Linked DNA regions of Homo sapiens: region 1 is linked to region 2. A link is a loop called in an ENCODE intact Hi-C map of the cell type or tissue named here. Cell type or tissue: endothelial cell of umbilical vein. All regions are shown on one strand. Links, peaks and the distances in the headings refer to the core of each region. The heading gives the core; the rest is flanking DNA. Region 1 has its middle 18 kb from the start of MIR3658. Region 2 holds the start of POGK (pogo transposable element derived with KRAB domain).

The links. Hi-C counts contacts between places; a loop is a spot of excess contacts. Peaks named below come from ENCODE experiments on the same cell type or tissue, not always from the same donor. Only the 100,000 strongest peaks of a DNase experiment are listed, where the experiment ranks them.
Region 1: it touches region 2 in a loop (5-fold over the local background); 5 of 110 quality-filtered maps call a loop at or near these places.

Annotation. Positions count from the first base shown.
Region 1 is chr1:165,920,768-165,930,760 of GRCh38, forward strand. No RefSeq gene overlaps it. Among named protein-coding and RNA genes, the nearest start is that of MIR3658, 18 kb to the left of the region's middle. RefSeq lists a silencer at 7,506-7,615. In endothelial cell of umbilical vein, for the core only: CTCF peaks have their summits at 4,096 (motif pointing right) and 7,527 (motif pointing right); a DNase peak (open chromatin) is centred at 4,114.
Region 2 is chr1:166,836,129-166,846,121 of GRCh38, forward strand. It overlaps POGK (pogo transposable element derived with KRAB domain), which reads left to right and starts at 3,347. Exons shown (of 6, transcript NM_017542.5): 1 at 3,347-3,476; 2 at 4,827-4,960. The coding sequence starts at 4,829. RefSeq lists silencers at 3,103-3,532, 3,633-3,872. In endothelial cell of umbilical vein, for the core only: a CTCF peak has its summit at 4,042; DNase peaks (open chromatin) are centred at 3,253 and 4,653; H3K4me3 peaks cover 2,292 bases; H3K27ac peaks cover 1,061 bases.

The DNA of each region.
Region 1 (9,993 bases), core at 1,029-9,028, 920 kb before region 2:
TCCTGACCTCGTGATCTGTTCACCTGGGTCTCCCAAAGTGCTGGGATTACAGGTGTGAGCCACCACGCCCAGCCAGTGTTTTATTTTTTTTATTTTTTTTGTTTTTTTTTTGTGTGTGTATGTGTGTGTGTTTTTGACGGAATCTCGCTCTGTTGCCCCAGCTAGAGTGCGGTGGCATGATCTCGGGTCACTGAAACCTCCACCTCCTAGGTTCAAGCAATTCTGCTGCCTCAGCCTCCTGAGTAGCTGGGACTACAGGTGCATGCCACCACAGCCGGCTAATTTTTGTATTTTTAGTAGAGACAGGGTTTCACCATGTTGGTTAGGCGGGTCTCGAACTCCTGACCTCATGATCTGTTCACCTAGGTCTCCCAAAGTGCTGGGATTACAGGCGTGAGCCACCATGCCCAGCCAGTGTTTTTTTTTTTTTTTTTTTTTTTGTGTGTGTGTGTGTGTGTGTGTGTGTGTGTGTGTGTATGTGTGTGTGTTTTTGACGGAATCTCGCTCTGTTGCCCCAGCTAGAGTGCGGTGGCATGATCTCGGGTCACTGAAACCTCCACCTCCTAGGTTCAAGCAATTCTGCTGCCTCAGCCTCCTGAGTAGCTGGGATTACAGGCACCCACCACCACTACTAATTTTTGTATGTTTAGTAGAAACGGGTTTCACTATGTTGGCCAGGCTGGTCTTGAACTCCTGACCTCAAGTGATCTGCTTCCCTTTGCCTCCCAAAGTGCTGGGATTACAGGTGTGAGCCACCACTCCCAGCCACAAAAGTTTTTCTCTTGTGTTGTCTTCTAAAAGTTTTATAGTTTTAGGTGGGTTTTTTTTTTATTTTTTTTCATTCTGTCACCCAAGCTGGAGTACAGTGGCGCAATTATGGCTCACTGCAGCCTTGACCTCCTGGGCTCAAGTGATTCTCCTGCCTCAGCCTCCTGAGTACCTGGGATTGCAGCTGTGCAACACAATGACTGGCTAAGTTTTTGAGTTTTTGAGACAAGGTCTTGCTATGTTGTCTAGGCTGGTCTCAAACTCCTGAGCTAAAGCAATCCTTCTGCCTCAGCCTCCCAAAGCGCTGGCATTACTGGCCTGAAACACTGCACCTGGTAAGTTAATTTTTTAAGATGGTGTGAGGTAATATCATTATTTTACATGTGCTATCCATGTGTTTTAGCACCATAATTGAAGACTGTCCTTTCTCTTTTGAATTGCCTTTGCTCCTTTGTGAAAAAGTCATTTGTCCATATATGTGGGTCTGTTTCTAGACTCTGTTCCATTGATTTGTCTATCTTGACATCTATACCACACTGTCTTAATTACTGTAGCTTTATAATAAATCTTGAAATCTAGTAGTGTCAGCTCTCCAACTTTATTTTTTGTCAAAATCGTTTTGGCAGTTCTGAGTTCTTTGCATTTCTATATAAATTTTAAAGAATCAGCTTGTCAATTTCTACAAAAAATGCTGGGACTTTAATTGGGATGGTGTTGAATCCATAGATCAATTTGGGGACAGCTGACATTTTAACAGTGTTATGTCTTTTGATTTATGAACAAGATATATCTATCCATTTATTTTGGTCTTTAAAAGTGTCTCAGCAATGTTTTATTGTTTTAAATGTATAAGTCTTAAATATCTTTTATCAGATGTATCCCTACATATTTTATATTTTATGATGCTATTGTGAATAGTATTTTTTTAGAAGTCCAACTTAACGATTGTTTATTGCAAGCATATAAGAATACAATTGATTTTTATATATTGGTCTTTTATTCTGCAATCTTGCTAAATTCACTATTTTTAGAGTGGTGTTAGAAGACAGCAGAGAGAAAACAGTGGTTCAACCTATCCTGTTTAACCAAAAGTTGAGATTTTTTATGTTCACTTTTATCCTCTTTTTAGGGTTGAAAATTACACACATTATATTTTTCTTACTTTAGTGGCCATCTTTTAAAATTGACATGGATAGTTGACAAAATCTGAATTTAATCAGTATTTCTCTCCTCTTCCTAAACAATATGAAAGCTTTGAAAGCTTAAACTCTGACCACTCTGTCTATCTTACATGTTATTGATGTTAAGTATTATAGTTCCACCTTGCTTTTATATTCTTGACATTAGTTACGATTACTGTTTTATCCTGTCAGTGCTCATTTAGATTTTCCCAGATTATTACTAATGACTTTGTTCACTATTTTATTTTGCATTGTCAATCTTGGTTATGGATTCAGTTTTCTTCATAACACACATTTTTTTCATAATTATTTGTCAGAATTATTAGTGGGACACTCTTTGTTGGAAAATGCCTTTTTTTACCCTCATTCTTGAGTTATAATTTAGCTGTTTCTCTCAACATTTTGGATAGATTGGTCTTCTGTTTTCTGTCTTTTAAAAAGATTTCTCTTTGATGTTTTGCAATTTCTTATGATGTGTTGAAATGTGGATTTATTTTTATTTACCCTACTTAGGGCATGTGCTTCCTGAAGGCGAGTTCTATGTGTTTCATCTATTCTAGAAAATTTATAGCTATTATCTTTTCTAATGTTGCCTTCTCACTTTTCTCTCTGTTTTCTATCTTTTGATCTGTGGTTCCATGTACATAGGACCTTTTGCTCTTTCTTCTAAGTCTCTTACTCTCTTATTTTATTTTTAATCTGTTTTTTGTTTGTTTGTTTGTTTGAGACAGGGTCTCACTCTATAGCCCAGGCTGAAATGCAGTAGAGTGATCATGGCTTGCTGCAGCCTCAACCTCCTGGGCTCAAGTGATCCTCCCACCTCAGCCTCCTAAGTAGCTGGGACCACAGGCGTGAGCCGCCATGACCGGTTAATTTTTGTATTTTTTGTAGAGATGGGGTTTCACTATGTTGCCCAGGCTGGTCTCGAACTCCTGGACTCAAGCGATTTACCCATCTTGTCCTCCCAAAGTGATGGGATTATTGATATGTACCACTGTGCCCTGCCTTATTTTTAATCTTTTTATCTCTCAAGCTACATTGTAGCTAAGCTCCTTAGATCATTTCCAATTTAGTTACTCGCTCTTCACCCATGTTTAGTTTGCTGTTTAAAACTTACCAAGTTTTTAATTTCAGTGACCATATTTTTGGCTTTTAGAAAAACCATTTCATTATAGTCCAAATCTGCTTGTTGATTTTTGATTGTGTTTTATACTAATGTTTTAAATTGCTATTCTTGGCCCTTGTCTAATGTCATTTTCTTATATGCTCAGCTATGCATTAAGCAGGACTTCATTATTATTATCTTTTTTGTATTTTATGTGGAACTTGTAGGTATTTTGTAGCAGGAAGGTTTTCTGGTTATCTGAACCATGATAATGAAAAAAAAAAAAGTGTCTCATTGGTTTTTTCAAACTTTCTCCTCCAGAGAAATTCTGCTTTGTTCACAGCATCAAATGTTGCTTGGAGTTCTAAAACTTCCATTGTTCTTTGTATGTGAAGCATGCTGGGATGCCTGGGCGGTGGAGTGTTACTTCACATTAAATTGTGGGCTCCTTTACGGTCAGCAACTGTGTTTCCTGTATCTCATGTGTCCTGGCAGGGTACTTGCCACGTAGTCAGTGCCTGATAAACAGTTGGCTGATTTCCTTATTTGACTTTTGCTTTAGAGCCAGACGCCTCGCTAGCAGAGATGCACACGTTTTTTTGTTTTGTTTTTTTTTTTTTTTGAGATGCAGTCTCGCTCTGCCGCCAGGCTGGAGTGCAGTGGTGCAATCTCGGCTCGCTGCAAGCTCCGCCTCCCGGGTTCAAGCGATTCTCGTGCCTCAGCCTCCCGAGTAGCTGGGATTACAGGCGCGCACCACCACGCCCAGCTAATTTTTGTATTTTTAGTTGAGACGGGGTTTCACCATGTTCGCCAGGATGGTCTCGATCTCTTGACCTCGTGATCCACTCGCCTCGGCCTCCCAAAGTGCTGGGATTACAGGCGTGAGCCGCCGCGCCCGGCCCGAGATGCACATGTATTTTTAAAGAGTTCCATTGATAACTGAGTTTCTCCTGACCAGAAGGTGGACTGTGGCCTAGGCATGGCAGTGCCTCCTGATTGGCTTTGGAAGCTCAGCTCCATCTGTGGTCCGTTATTCTTAAAAGTGGCCACTAGAGGGTGAGAATGAGCCACAGCACAGCAAAGTCCTGTTTTAACCTTCAGAACAGCTGGAGGACGGTCAATTCAAACACACTAGAGAGCACCTATCATGTGCCAGGTACTGTGCCAAGCCCTCCCTGCCTTCCAGGACCTCATAAATGGCCAGTGGCCCCTCACATATAGACACAACTCTTGTACAAGGCAGAATGGAATGTGCACAAAGAGGTACAATCCCAACTCCTAGATCTAGGGGGTCTCAACAAGGAGGAACTGTGGGTGGCTTTCCTGTAGAACTCAGATTGGTCAGTCTGTGAGAAGGAAACTTACAGGACCTGCACCATCCACCCTCTCAGTCTCAGTCTCACCCACCTCTTCATACACCTGTTTCATGTGCATATGGCTTTACTGTTGCCTGCCAGAGACCACCCAGGCTTTGCAGTAGACTATTTGCATAACCCTGGACTAACCACTCTCTAATCTTTAATCTCTTTATTTAGGGATGATAATATCAAGTCCTTTCTACCTCATAGGATTGTGTCAGATTTAAGCAAAGTAATGAAGATCAAAGTACTTTTGAAAATTCATAAGTGCCATATATTTATGAAGCTTTAAAATAATTGTTAATATAAATTTCCCTAAAATGCCCTCAGAGTCTAGGAAGTTTGGGTGCACCATGGGCATTTACTGAATTAACTAGAATGTACACTCTTCCAGAAGAGGAGACCCACAGTAAGCCGAGGTATACCAGGCAGTTTCGGACAAATCTGAGAGCCAGGAAACAGCAGTGTCATTAAAGTGTTGGGCTGAACATTGTGCTCTGACACTCTCTGGGGAGGTGTCAGCCTGGCATCCAAGAAGGGTGGCCCTGTGGGAGGGTTATGCTCCAGACTGTGGAGAGGGGCACTTTCCTTTTCCGGGCAGGGACCCTGAGGAAGAGGAGATTAAGAATGGGTGTGGTATGATGCTGCTCTAACCCCTGAGATAAGCTTCCGAGAAGAAAAGCCACTGTCACTCACTTTTCAGGACCAATAAAGGAACTGAATGGTAGAGAGAGCTTTGCCATCTTCTCTCATGCTTGAGGAAAGGAGACTGACCCCTTCTCAAGGTGATGGGAGACTTAAAGTGCCTGTTCATGATTGGTGGCATGAGAGGGGAGGAGGAAAGACTGGAAATGTCAGTCACCATGCTTATCGCCTGCTGCGCCAAAGAACACCCCAGCGAGATCCTTAGGGCCATTTTCTTTCAGAGTCTATTTTAAAAATGTCTTTATTGATTTGATCAAACTGGTGTTTTTAAAACTTCAGTTAAGGTGAGCTTTCCATGCACACACATTGGTGTGTGTGTGTATGTGCATGTGTCAGGGGGCTGCTGGGGTGGGAATGGGGACCAAAGAGAGACTATTTTTAGAATAGCATTTCCTCTGAGGGGGTTTTAACCTGTTCTCTGCTGTTTTATGTTAGAGATTTATTTGATCATGCAGTCAACAACAGCACCAACAGCACCATCTGGTTTGCTAATAGATATTTTTTTTTTTCTGTTTCAGCCTTTATTTTAGAATTGGGGGTACCTGTGCAGGTTTGTTACAAAGGTATATTGTGTGATGCTGAGGTTTGGGGTATGACTGAATCCATCACCCAGGTAGAGACCATAGTACCCAATGTGTAGTTTTTCAGCCCCTGCGCCCCTCCCTCAGTCCCTCCTCTAATATTCCCCAGTGTCTGTTGTTGGCATTTTTATGTCCATGTATATGCAATGTTTAGCTCCCACTTATAAGTGAGAACATGTGGTATTTGGTTTTCTGTTTCTGTGTTACTTCACTTAGGATAATGGCCTCTAGCTGCATCTATGTTGATGCAAAGGACATGATTTTTTTTTTTTTTTTTTTGAGACGGAGTGTCGCTCTGTCCCCCAGGCTGGAGTGCAGTGGTGCAATCTCGGCTCACTGCAAGCTCCGCCTCCCAGGTTCACACCATTCTCCTGCCTCAGCCTCCCGAGTAGCTGGGACTACAGGCGCCCGCCACCACACCTGGCTAATTTTTTGTATTTTTAGTAGAGATGGGGTTTCACCGTGTTAGCCAGGATGGTCTCGATCTCCTGACCTCGTGATCCGCCTGCCTCGGCCTCCCAAAGTGCGGGATTACAGGCAGGAGCCACCGCGCCCAGCTGATTTTGTTCTTTTTTATGGCTGTGTAGTATTCCATGGCGAATATATACCACATTTTCTTTATCCAGTCCACTGTTGTTGGGCACCTGGGTTGATTCCATGTTTTTGCTATTGTGAATAGTGCTGCAGTGAACATATGGGTGCATGTATCCTTTTGGTAGAATGATTTATTTTCCTTTGGGCATATATCTGGTAATGGGATTGCTGGGACAAATAGTAGTTCAGCCTAACTTCTTTGAGAAATCTACAAACTGCTCTCTACAGTGGCTAGACTAATTTGCATTCTTGCCAACAGCATATGTGTTCCCTTTTCTCCATAGCCTTGCTAGCACCTGTTATTTTTTGACTTTTTAACAAAAGTCACTCTGACAGGCGAGAGATGGTATCTCATTGTGGTTTTGATTTGCATTTCTCTGATGATTAGTGTTGTTGAGCATTTTGTCATATGTTTGTTGGCTGGTTGTATGTCTTCGTTTTAGAAGTGTTTGTCCATGTCTTTTGTCAACTTTTAATGAGGTTATTTGCTTTTTGCTTATTGATTTAAGTTTTTATATCGATTTTGGGTCTTAGACATTTGTTAGATGCATAGTTTGTGAATATTTTCTTCCATTCTGTAGGTTGTCTCTTTACTTCCTCGATGGTTTCTCTTGCTGTGCAGAAGCTCTTTAGTTTAATTAGGTCCCACTTGTCAATTTTTGTTTTTGTTGCAGTTGCATTTGAGGACTTAGTCATAAATTCTTTGCCAAGGCCAATATTGAGAAGGGTATTTCCTAAGCTTTCTTTTAGGATTCTTATAGCTTGAGGTCTTACATTTAAGTCGTTAATCCGTCTTGAGTTATTGTTTGTATGTGGTGATAGGTAGGAGTCCAGTTTTATTCTTTTACCTATGTATAGCCAGTCATCCCGGCACCATTTATTGAATAGGGAATCTTTTCTCCATCGTTTATTTTTGTTGAGTTTGCTAATAGATATTTGATAATACAGAACTTGGATATGACTTTTGGACACACTTAGATGTGGAGATTTTTCTCTTGGTTGCATTTGTGTATGTGTGAGAATAAGGAGAAAGGACTAATACATGGTCATTTCTATTTGCTGCTGTAGCAGCAAGGAGAATCTGGCAGAGGTAGACTGTGTGTGTGTGTGTGTGTGTGTGTGTGTGTAAGTATTGGCCATGACACATTGACACATCCTGTAATGACACTATCTCCCATGTGCTTGTCATTCTCCAATGTGCTAGGCTTCAAAACCTCACCAGGGGGCGCAATTGTAATTTCTCGCATTCATTTCGTTCATCAACCATTTATCTAGTTAGCCTCTACTGTATGCCTGTCACTGAAATGCATTGTTTTGTTTTAAACCTCATTTGAATCCTGTGAGGTAGATTGAATTACCCCTCTTTCCATAAAGGGAATTGAGCTTTAGGAGATGTTAAGTAAATTATGTCGTCAGCAATACATGGAGAAGCCGGAATTTGAACCCGTGTTTTTCTGCCTGCAGAATGTAAACCCAATACCCTTACACCCTGCTGCCTCCCCCATGTCATGCTATCTCAAAGACTGAGTTCTGTTCTCCAACCCTCTCCCTCCTGGATATCTTTACAGTGCTCGGCTCTCCACGGAGCTACTCCGTGGAAGTCCCTGTTCACCTGACCAGCAGGTGAGCACCTCGGCCCTTAGCCTGGGTTTGTGTTTCCTTATAATATCCCTATTTGGGACCTTGTCATTCATATCTGCATTTTATTTATTGTTATTATTTTTGAGACAGAGTTTCACTCTGTTGCCCATGCTAGAGTGCAGCGGTGCGATCTTGGCTCACTGCAACCTCTGCCCTCCAGGTTCAAGCAATTCTCCTGCCTCAGCCTCCTGAGTAGCTGGGATTACAGGCACTCACCACCATGCCCAGCTAATTTTTGTATTTTTAGTACAGATGGGGTTTCACCATGTTGGCCAGGTTGGTCTCAAACTCCTGGCCTCAGGTGATCCGCCTGCCTTGGCTTCCCAAAGTGCTGGGATTACAGGTGTGAGGCATCACGCCCAGCTGATATCTGCATTTTAAAGGCACATTTCCAACTTAGATGCTATGGAAGCATCCACATTTCATTTTACCTGTCTCTGTGGCTTGGCCTAAGTCTCCCTTAAGGTGGCTGTTCCCTAAACTCAGAGTAGCTTTTGAGAGGAAGGATGCTGCCTCCGAGAGGGACAACCCTTTAAGCTATTTCCAGTTAGCAATACAGCACCCCAGTCAGGACTGTCTGGTAAGGAGAGCAGAATCTTGCTGGAGGCCACTTGAGAAAGTTAGAGGTCCATCTTGATCTGAATGATGGGACAGAGGAAACAGAAGACTTCCTGAGAGGGGAGTGGTCAGCAAAGCCTGGGACCATGGAATTCCGTGTGAAGATTTGGCTAAAATATGGGGTGAAGGCAAGCGGCAGATGGGCTGATGCTTGTGACTTAGGGCTTCAAAGGAGCCCAAGCTAATCATTTTCTCAGCACAATTTGTGCTTATTTTTTGCTTTTGTTTCAGAACACGAGCCAGGGGGTGGGATAGAGGGGTGGGAGTGAGTCTTGAGTCTTATTATCCAGTTGACTAACTGAAGTCTATTTTTTTTTTTTTTGGTAATGACTATAGAGTTTTCTTCACATTTCACAGATTGAAACCCTTTACTTTGAGAATATGGCTAAACCTGTCCAAAGATACTGCCCAGAGCTATTGATTTGCTCTCTCCAAAAGGACATTCTTGTCATTAAATCATATTTTCCTAAAGATGGGATGTAGCAAACCTCATTGACTGCAGCCTAGTGCATAGCCAGCTCCTTGAGCACAGGAAGGGACTCTCTTCCACACTGGACACAGGTGGCTCCCTCACTTGTTTCCAGAGGTCCTCTTTAGAGCTAGCACCTGTCTCCCACAAGCCCCCGCCCCCACCCCCCCAAGGAAATTGAAGGAGAACAGCACAGAATGGGATGCAGCTGGGGAAAACAATCTTGGCAATCCTGCACAGACCCTATCAGACTGCAGACAGCCATCCACCTATTACTGTGCCTACTACAGATCCTGGCCACAGACCTGGATGCAAACCTCAACTCCAAAAACTAGTCTATGGAGTTAAAAGTCAGGATAGTTCTTACTGTGGGGAGGAGGGAAGGGAAGGGGTTGGGGAGGGGCATGAGAGGGGCTTCAGAATGGTAAGATTCTGTTTCTTGATCTGGGTGGTAGTTACTGGGTGTGTTCTCTTTGTGATACTCTCTCGAGATGTACACTTAGGATTTGCAATCTTTTCTGTAAAATATTTCAATAAAAGACATTTATTTTTTAAAAATCCAAGTTTCACTTCTTATTAATTGTATAATCTTGGACAAGTCACTTAAGCTCTCCAAGCCTCAGTTTCTTCATCCCACATGATGGGGCCATGATAATGCCTGCCTCACAGTGTGGTGAGGAACACATGAGCGAATGCCTACAGGCTCTCAGTACAGGGCTTAGCATATTGCTCAGTAAACACTAGTGTCTGCTGTAGCTTCTGTTGCTCAGGATGCACTAGACTACTCCCTGCATGGGTCTACTCTGCTTCCATGACTTTTTGCATCTCCAGGTCTCTGCTCACACACTGCCCTACCTGATCTTCTCCTCCTGGACCCCCATCACCAAATCTCATTCAGGGCACACACTGAAGACTCTTTTCCTTACCCTGGGTTTATCCTTCGCTTTAGCCTTTGTTTATCTTGTGTCCCTGC
Region 2 (9,993 bases), core at 803-8,802:
TCTAAGTCCTTCCAAGGAACTGACCAGAGCAGGATTTTCCTTACCATTTTATCAAGATGTCCCAGGAATAACTTCTGGCTTTATTGGGTAATATTTTTGAAAACAGATAGGGTCTCACTATGTTGCTCAGGCTGGTTTTGAACTCCTGGCCTCAAGCAATCCTCCTACAGCCTCCTGAGTAGCTGGGATTACAGATACAAGCCAGCATGCCTGGCTTCTTATGGGGTAATTTCTAGGGCTAGGGCTCATATCTTGCTCTTCCTCTGAAGTGCCAGAATCCCAGGAAAGAGAAAGATACAGTCAGCAGTGATGCTCCTTCCCCATTTGGTTCTCTCCTCCTTTCCTCCCCATCTAGGATTTCCTTGTCCACATACCTGAGGATATGTACCACAAAATGGTCAATTCTCCTTCTCCTGCTTCAGAGCAACTCCTTGAGGGCCAAGACTGGGAGCCCTAAGGCCAAGGTTGCCTCTTGTCATCATCTCAATAAGCTACACCCTTAAAATTGCTCTATAACAAGGCACCCCAGAACTCAGTAGCTTAAAACAACAATAATCTCTTCTAATGGTCACTGGTCTTCATATTAGCAAGGATAGCTCTGTAACACATGCCTCCTTCTGATGCCTAAGTTGGAGGGGCAGTGACTACTTAAGCATGCTTTTGTCATAGCAGAGATCAAAAGCTCCCAGAGGTGCAAAGAGAAACTTCTGAGGCCTCTTAGGACTCAGGACTCACACACAGTCACTTCCTCCCACATTCCATTGGCTGAAGCTCACCATAGAAGCAGGCCAAGTGAAGGTGCATTGAAGTACATTCTGCACATGACACTTCAGCAAAGGTGTGGCTTATAACACTACCACAGGGACACAAAGTACCAAGACTATTACTTCAGTCTACAGCGGTCCCCGAGGAACAGACGTATGTGGGCCCGTGGCTATATTGACCTGGCCATGGGGCCTCTGCTGAAGGAAATCAGAAATGTGTATTCACCAGGGAACACTACAGTTAGAAATGAGTATTTTGTAAAATTTGAGGCTCTTTGGAATTCCTATAGTTTGGGTACTATAATAATTCAATAGGAGGAAGGATGAAGTCAGACCAACAGCATCATTAAAGAACTATTATGTTGATTAAATGGATGTTCGGCTGATATTAGCCACCAACTAAGAGAAACTCATCCTATTGAATTACCAGAGTAATGCACTGTCTCAAAGACTGGCTTCAATCACTCCCCATTCAGACTCAGATAAAGTCTTATGGAGAATGGGAACAATAACAGAGCTGAGAGAATGTTAGGACAATATATGGTTCAACTCTCTTTTTGCAGATGAAACACCAGCAAAGAGAAGCACAATGACTTAGAAAACCACTTAAACATGAGTCTGTAGTGTATTGTGCCTAGGCCAGCACGTTGCTCCTAGAGTAAGTCTTGTTAGCAATTACAGACCCGTAAAAAGGTGGATCCTCTAAGATCCTCTAACAGTAATTGAGATCATGGGGCTGTGGGCTCAAAGTCAAGAATTCGGGTGGGTCACTCTTAATTTCTTCCCAGGGACACCTAATCCAAGCCCATGAGAACATTAGGGCTCTCAGAGACTAAAACTCTAACATAGTAGGGTTTTTCGTGTGTGTGTGTCTGTGTGTGTGTGTGTGTGTGTGTCTATCTCAAAACTGTATTAATTTCTTTTCTAAGATGCTGGGGTGCCAGCAACATCCCTATTACTCTTCTCCCTTCCTAATGTCCTCCTCACTTTCTGTTTGAATCTGCCATTTCCTCAGAAAAATTAAGAGGGCAATGTCAATCAATTCAAACTAACATGTCACTCCTGTTCTACAAATACTTACTTTTACACAAAAATAATTGTTCATTAAAACAAAAAAGTAAATTCTAGCCTCCCTCCCAATATTTGAACGATCTTTTCCACCCACAGATTAGATCTTCTACGGTCTTGGGTTGTCACCGTGATTGCACTTCCAAGATGTGTACGTTATGTCATGCTACATTTTACGTGTTAAGAGCACAGTGCACAGTGACCTCTCCCATGACTGAGAGAAGTAAAATTCACATGTAAGTAGTAGTGGCCACAAAAACTTGGAAAGACAGGTCTTTTCCAACAGATATTCAGGTCTCAGAGACAATCTGAAGAGTTTGACGGACTCTTTCCTTGACCAAAGTTTAATCAGGCTTAAGTCCTCTTCTTCAGCAGGCCTCCACCCTGGTCCCCTGACCACTCACCCCGAACCTTTGGCCTGCCCAGCTCTATTTTAGCAAGAACCCTGCTAAGTTAGGTTAGAGAGAAATCACCACCCTTGATATCTGATCACCCTGGATATCTGATCAAATTTCTCATTCCCCCACCCTTGATATCTGATCGCCCTAGCCTGCCTTCAGCAAGAATCCTGTTAAGTGGGTTCAGCAAGAATCCCTCTAGGTGCTTGATGTCTCGTATCAGTAACTTTCCATCTACTGACCCCTTCGTTCTGCTCCTTGGCTATACATCCCCAGCTGTCCTTACTGTATTCCGTGTTAGACCTCATCTCTCCCCCCAGTGTGATCATCTTTACACCTATAGCAATAACCCTGTATAAAGTCTTCCTTACTGTTTTAACAAGTGTCAGAATAATTTTTTCTTCAACAAGTTCTCAACAAAAACCCATACCCAGAATCTTTTTCTGGAATGAAAAGGGCTTCAGGGCTTCTCAGGTCACTTTTGTTGTATTGCCCACAGAGCTGAGAGTAAACAACTCCTTTGGACGTTTTGGAGAAGAAAGGTCCTTCTATACACCCACTTCATCCAAGGAATTACATGCTTGGGATATTAAGCAACAGCTACAAAAATCAGGAAGTTCCTTCTCCATGTATATGACGAAGTTCTGGACAGGAGCCCGCTGCCAGAATACGAATACTCTTCCCCAAAGACCCCTCCTCATGCCCCTACACGCTCTTGCCGGTCTAGCCTTTCATTGCCTGAAGCACGGCGAGAACGCCTGGAGAGCTCGTCCAAGCAAGTGCAACCCGCTGGTGACTGCAAATGAGCACATGGAACTGTGCGCCCACGCTACGCTCGGTTAAAATCAATCTGGGCTCTTCCTGCCTCGTCCACGCCGAGGTCACACGCAGCACTGGAAGCGGCCTGCATCGGGCGGGGCGGGGAAGGCCGAGGGCACGGCTACCCAGGCCCGCCAGGGACTGCCCGGACCGGCCGGAAGCCGCGCCTAGAGGAGGGCCCCGGAGCTCGCGCGGGCGCCGTCCCCCGGCGCCGCCGAGGCCTGCTGACATCAGCCGCGCTCCTCCCCTCGCCTCCCAACACCCTCAGCTCCGGGCCGGACCCTCCCTCCTCCCACCACGTGTCCTCCCCGCTCCCTCCCGAGGGGCCGCGCGCACGGGAGGACGGAGAGGCGGAAAGGATGGCGCTGTGACAGCCGGGCCGGAGCCCTCGCGTCCCCACCCCGCGCCCTGGCCGCTGGGCCCGGCGGTGAGTGCGCGCGGGCGGGGGCGGCGGCGGCGCGGCCCCTCCCCCGGGTCCCGGGCGGCTGGGCCGCGGCAGAGGCGGGGGCGCCGAGGCTGCGCCGCCGCCGCCGCCGCCTTTGTTGCGGGCCCGCCGGGGAGGCGGGCGGCGCCGGCTCTCGCCGCCCGGCAGGTGCGCTGGGGCCGGGAGGGGGCCAGGTGGGGAGGCGGGCCGGGCGGAGGGGGCAGCGGAAGCGCTCCCGGCGCGGTTCCGCGGAGAAAGGGAAATGGGGCAAGATGGCTGGAGAAATCCGAACGCGCCCGGGGGCGCGGCGGCGGTGGCGCAGGCGGGGCAGGGCGGGCGGCGGCCCTGGTTGCGGCACCTTAGCGCGGGGAGGCGGCCCCTCCCACCTCTGCCCCGGAGCCGGCAGGGAGACCGCCGCCAAGTTCGGGCCCCAGCTGCAGGCATCTGAAGCCTAGACCCATCCATGCCGCGTTCGCCTATCTTTTTTGGAAATATCGAAGGAACCGACTTTGAACTCCAGAGGGATCTTTTCTTTGGAGGTTCCCCGATGCAGCCCTCAAGATGCATCCGCACTCCACACCTAGGAATTGCCCGCGCCCATAGAGGGCAGGAGTGCGGCCCTTTGTACTGGCCAAGAGTCAGCGAATAGAGAATTTGCAGCCCAGAGGCAATGGGTTATTTCCCTGTCGGGGTGGGCCCCAGCCGATTTCTGCACCTTTTTGGGTATCCAGGCATAACCCTCACTATGTTTCACTGACTCCTGCGTTTGCAAAGTCCCTTAAGGTAGAATGACCCTATTTTCTGAACCAGCTCGTGGACAGAACCTTTGAATTTGGAAAATCCAGGCAATGGGCCTACTGAGCCAACCGCTCCGCCCATGCTTAACTGGCTTCTAGCACCCATTCCAGTTGAGTAAGTGTCCAATCTGTGTTCAGACACCTTCACTGATAGGAAATCAGCACCTTTCCCCTGCCTCTGATTCCTGTTTGGGTGGCACTGGCTGTGAGAAAGTACTGCCTTTCTCACTGCTTAAAACCTTTTCCAGGAGTATTTATCCACTGGCCGGCCTCTGTTCTGCCGTCCAGTCTCTACAAACCAGTCTGGGTTCTCTTCCCCAGATAGCTTTTTAAATATTTGAAGGCAGCCAGATACGTTATCTACCCACAGCCTCTCTTATCATAATTAAACATGTCACCCTGTAGCTTCCTGGCCGACTCTTGTTTCCTTACTTCCCTCCAGCGGGAACAGTGCTTGGGGCTAAAGAGGTTTGTATGTGGCTCAGCCTCCCCCATCATAGGCTTTGGGGAGGTCACAGTGACACCTGGTTTTTCTGAACCTGAATCTTGCTTGCAGAGATGGAGTCCACAGCCTACCCTCTCAATTTGAGCCTGAAAGAAGAGGAAGAGGAAGAAGAGATTCAGAGCCGGGAACTAGAGGACGGCCCGGCAGACATGCAGAAAGTACGAATCTGCTCTGAGGGCGGATGGGTAAGTAAGAAGGTGTGGAGTCCACACAGCCAGCAGATGCAGGCCTGAGAGCCCAGCTTGCTTTAAGTCTCCTCCTCAGACAGACGTGGGAAGTAAAAATAGCCCAGCCCGGTGTGTTTGCATTCCTGAGAAAACAGCTCTGTGGCTTTAAAAGGCAGTGCAAAGAATGGAGGAGGTGTTATGGAAACAGTCCCTCAGCCATGTAGCTTGTCATCGTTCAATTGGAAGTCCTAGAAGCCAGGACCTTGTCTCTCTCGTTCACCCACTTATCCTGCACTGCGTTTGATGCCAGGCACATTGTAGGCACCAAGTAAATGTTTGTTGACTTACTGCTGGTTGAAGGGAACCATTTTAAATAAGACTCGAGTCATTGGGTTGACATGAGAGGTTAGGCTAGTTGGTTCTGTGTGAGCACCTCTTACCACAGTTGACACAGGAGAGCTGCCTGTCCAGCTGACCTGGATAGAAATGGTGGGCAGCAGGGAATACAGAGATTCAGGGTATACACGCAGAATAGTATGATAGAGGTCGGTTTATACAAATGCAAATGCAGTAGATACTTATAGTTACAGATAGTTATTCACCGTAGTTACTGGACTTCGTGGTAATTAGGCATGAATAGTAAACATTTTAAATAAGCAACAAATTGACATTCCTTTTCTCTGCTTATTTTCCGTTGTGTATAAACATTGTCAGTATACATAGTATCCTTTGCTTCCATGAAGAGCCCCTATCCATACAAGCATGGTACTTCTAAATTGTTCCCTACCAGAGGAGAGAACTGGGATGCAGAAAGATTATCTGCCTTGCCCTAAGGTTACACATGAACACTGACATTTGTTCTTCAAAACAGGTCTCCTGAGCTGCACCCTTAAAAGTAATGCATTTTACCATATGTATGCTATACCTTAATTTAAAAAAAAAAAAAACAGTGCAACCACAGGCTCTCAGTTTGCCAGTCTAGCTGTGGACACCGCGCTGCCTTTGTCTCATCAGTGTTCTTTGCCCACCACATCCTTCTTCCCAATTCTGATCCAAGCAGGCGTCAGGTCTATTTAGCCTGGAACAAGAACTCAAGGCAGTCAAAACTCAGGGCTTTGAGGCTAGATTGGTCAACCCAGAACATCTAAATGGAGAGCCTTGGAGAACAGGTGCAATGAAAGTGAATGTTGGGACAGTGAGGAAGGAGCAAGATGAAGACCAACCATGCTTAGGTGGGAAAAGAAGGAAGTAACCAGAAGGGCTGGAGGAGGGAGTCCAGCAGCTGGTGGTGCTGGGGATTGGGCATTTGTGGCCTCCAGGCAATCAGCCATCCATCCACAGTTACCAAGCACAGTGCTGGGCGTAAAGAGAGACTCTTTTCCTGATGGAATTTCCAGTCTTGTGAGCAAGGCAGGAAAGTAAACATAAGTAATAGTAAGCACAGTGTGCAGAGTGCAGTGGTGGAAGTCTGCAAGGATGCACCAGGAGCCAAGATGAGGGGATGCCTCATTCAGGCTGAGAACTCCGGGGCTTCCTGGACAAGGCCTAATCTTGAGCAGTGAGCAATTTTGCCCCCACCCCTGGACATTTGGCAACATCTAGAAACACTACCCCCTTTCCCCACCCCTGGATATTTGGCAATATCTGGAAACACTTTTGTTGGTCTGACTTGGTGGGGGTGCGTTGGGGACTGGGAGATCCTCCTGGCATCTAGTGGATAGAAGCCAGGGGAGCTGCTAGATATCTACAGTGCACAGGATGCCCCCCCACCACCACACACACACACACATACACACACAACAAAGAGGTAACTGGCCCAAAATGTCAGTTGTGCTGAGGTTGAGAAACCCTGCTCTAGAGCATTAGAAGAAAAGAATCTGTTTTTAAAATATGTATTTTGGTTATAGAGAATTATGTTAGGGTGATCAGTGAAAGCTTTTCAAGCATAAGAACTATGATAATATATTAGGATAAAATTCCATAGAATTGAAATAGAAATACAATTTTAAGTAGAAAAAATAAAAAATGTGCTTTGAACTGAGTCTTAGTCATTATGGAATCAGCCAAGGGAAGGGAAGGGGGTTGCATTCCAGGCAAGAGGACAGCACAGGCAAAAGCACTGAGGAGAGGAGCTTGGGTGCAGAGTTAGGAGCAGCTCCTGCAGCTGGAACCTGAAACTCATGGCAGGGAGTGGAAGGGGATCAGGTATAGGAGGCCAGGCCAGGGGCCAGAGCCAGCCAGGAGGACATGCAGTGCTACGCCAGCGAGTTTGAGCTTTCTCCTTAGCTCTGTGGAATGAGGCCTTAGCCCATCTTTCTAAGGGAGGCCTCAGGCTCTCTACAGCCACCATGCTAAGGCCTGAGTGGCCTGCTAAGAAAGCAAAGCTTTGGCATCAGACTTTCTAGCTCTGTGACCTTGGACAAGTTACTTAACCACTCTGTTTCCTTACCCATAAAAGTGAGGTAGTGATCCCCATGTCCCTAGTTTAGCGGATTCAGTGAGAGAATATATTTATATGATTGAGTGTCCTATACAGTGCTTGGCCCATAGCAGGCACTCCATCAGTGGATCAGTACAAACTACCCCAACCCCTTCCCCCGAGATCCCTGCGTCTTTGCTGGGTGGCTGCAAGGCTTTAGCGAGGCTGTGCAAGGTGTAAGCACTTTACAACATTTACCCTTTGAGATAGCATTGGAATGCCAACTTCCTGAGCAGAGCAAGGCAGTGCACACAAGCTAGAGGAAGAACACTTATCCAGTGAGCCCTTGATCTTCTGAGGAAAGGGAGGAGGGCAGGGACTGAAGGTCCCTACCTGCAAGGCCAAGGAGGGGTGTCTGGAGGTGGTACACAGACTGCCTGACTTCTCAGTTTTGCCCGGGGCCGGCCCTGTTTACCTTCTGCTATGTTGAGCCAGATAAAAGGCCTCTGTGGAGCGAGGGGAGGCCTGCGCAGCAGGGCCTGGCTGAAGGATCGCTCCATTCTCACAGAGGCTTGCTGTGAGGAGAATGTCTAAGCCACTACACTGTGCCTCTGGAGCATAATGTGGGCTTGTTTGAAGATCCTCCGTGGCTCAGTCATTAATAGGAAGAGATGAATCCTGCACCAGCCCCCAGCTTTCTTCCTGCAGCTTCAGGGCTCCTGGTACCTGATGTTTTTACCAGGCCTAGAATATGTTACCCCCCCTAAGAGTATTGATGGCCCCTCTGAAATGACAGGCATAGACAGTCCTGTTCCCATTTTATCAGCAAAGGGAAAGGGACTATAAATAGGTATGACCTAGATCTGGAACTTCCCAGGGAGAAAAAAAGGCCAAAGAGACAGTTCTTTAAAAGCCTGGGAATTGGGAAAGGAGTAGGGTGGAAAATTCCTGGGCTGACTGGCTTTCCAGGGTGAGGAAGTCTGAGGAAAGCCTGAAGACGAATCCATTTTACCTCCTCATATTTCACACTTAGGGATGTTTGTCCATTCTTACTCCAAAGAGTAGGTTTGGTTTTATGACAGATAAAATTTAATGATTCTTTGAAACAGTTCCAAGTAGAACAAGAGAAGGGAAATCCAGAGATTTGCCTAGATCGTATATTCAAAAGCACATTTTTCAGTGACTACTAGCTACAGGAAGTGTCCTCGGCTTAGGGAAGCAAAAAGGAGTAAGTACAGGTCCTGCTTTCAACAAGCTCAGATTCTAGTGGAGGGAGCAGACAAGTCAACCAAAAGAATTCTGCAGTGTGATGAGTGCCCCGGGAGTGTGGAGCCCAGGACATTTCAGGGACATGTGGGTGTGCTCACAGCGTGGCACAGAGTGGGCTTCCTCGGGAGCAGGGATTTTGGGCTGAGTCCTGGAAGATGGGTGGGTGTCAGCCAGACCAAGAAAGGGGAGGCCCTCCAAGGCCAGGGGAGAATATGGGCCAAGGTGTGGGGGCGTTGGGGAATGGTTGTTCAGGGAACTGCACACAGCTGAGTACAAGTGGAGCACAGAGCTGGGGAGAGTTGAGGGTTAGTCATCAGGGAGGCAGCTGTGCTCGGTATTGCTGGATCCTTGGGGTCAGGCGGTGGTGGCCCCAAAACGCAACCCCACCATTTATTGGCTATGACATTAGCCTGGAAATGAGACCTCTCCAAGCCCATATTCTCCTTGATTAAGTAGGGGCATGGTGGCTTGTGCCTCTAATCCCAGCTACTAGGGAGGCTGAGGCAGGAGAATGGCTTGAACTCAGGAGGCAGAGGTTGCAGTGAGCCAAGATCGTGCCACTGCACTCCAGCCTGGGCAACAGAGCAAGACTCCATCTCAAAAAAAAAAAAAAAAAATAGGCGTATCTACTCCTCCACAGGCCCATTGCAGGGAATAAATGAAGCAGTTACAGGCCCTTTCCTAGTACGTGCTTCCTATGTATGAGGTGCTGTGGAGGTGGGGAGAGAACAAGGGGGCTTCCTTGGGTCAGGGAGGAAAGGCCAATGTATGTAAGTGACTGTTGGCCTGACCCCTGAAGTGGCTGCAGGCTATATAGCATATGGACACTAATTTTCTAAGCTAAGGAAAAACAGTATCATAATCACCCAGACCCAAGATACAGCTTTGGGAAATAGCTTTGAAGGCAAGAATACAAAATAACCAGCCTGAAACAAGCCATCCAGTGCCTTCTTATCACTAAATAGGATGAGCTTTGGAGTAGGATTTTTAATGACTGTAATAAGAAATACAGTTAAAAACAAAAAGAGGAGGTTGGTTTGGGTGGCTTGGCTGCCTTGGGCTACTGAGGAGCCCCCTGGTGCTGGGCCAGGAAGCAGAGGAACAGGGGAGGGATGCAGTCCTTTGGGCTTTCTGCCTACCTGGTCCAGGATCAAAGTGAATGAGTTTGCTCTGGCATCTCATTACATATATTAAGCTGTAATTAGCCCTTCTTTCTTCCTCTTCATGCTCTTGTGGATTGGAAAGGCCAAATAGGGCCCCTTCTCTCAGTGGCTCCTCCCTGGGCAGCTGTGGGTTCCAAGTCTAACACTTTGGTTAGTACCCTTGGAAATGCAGTGCCCTGGAAACCCACAAAGATCCCACG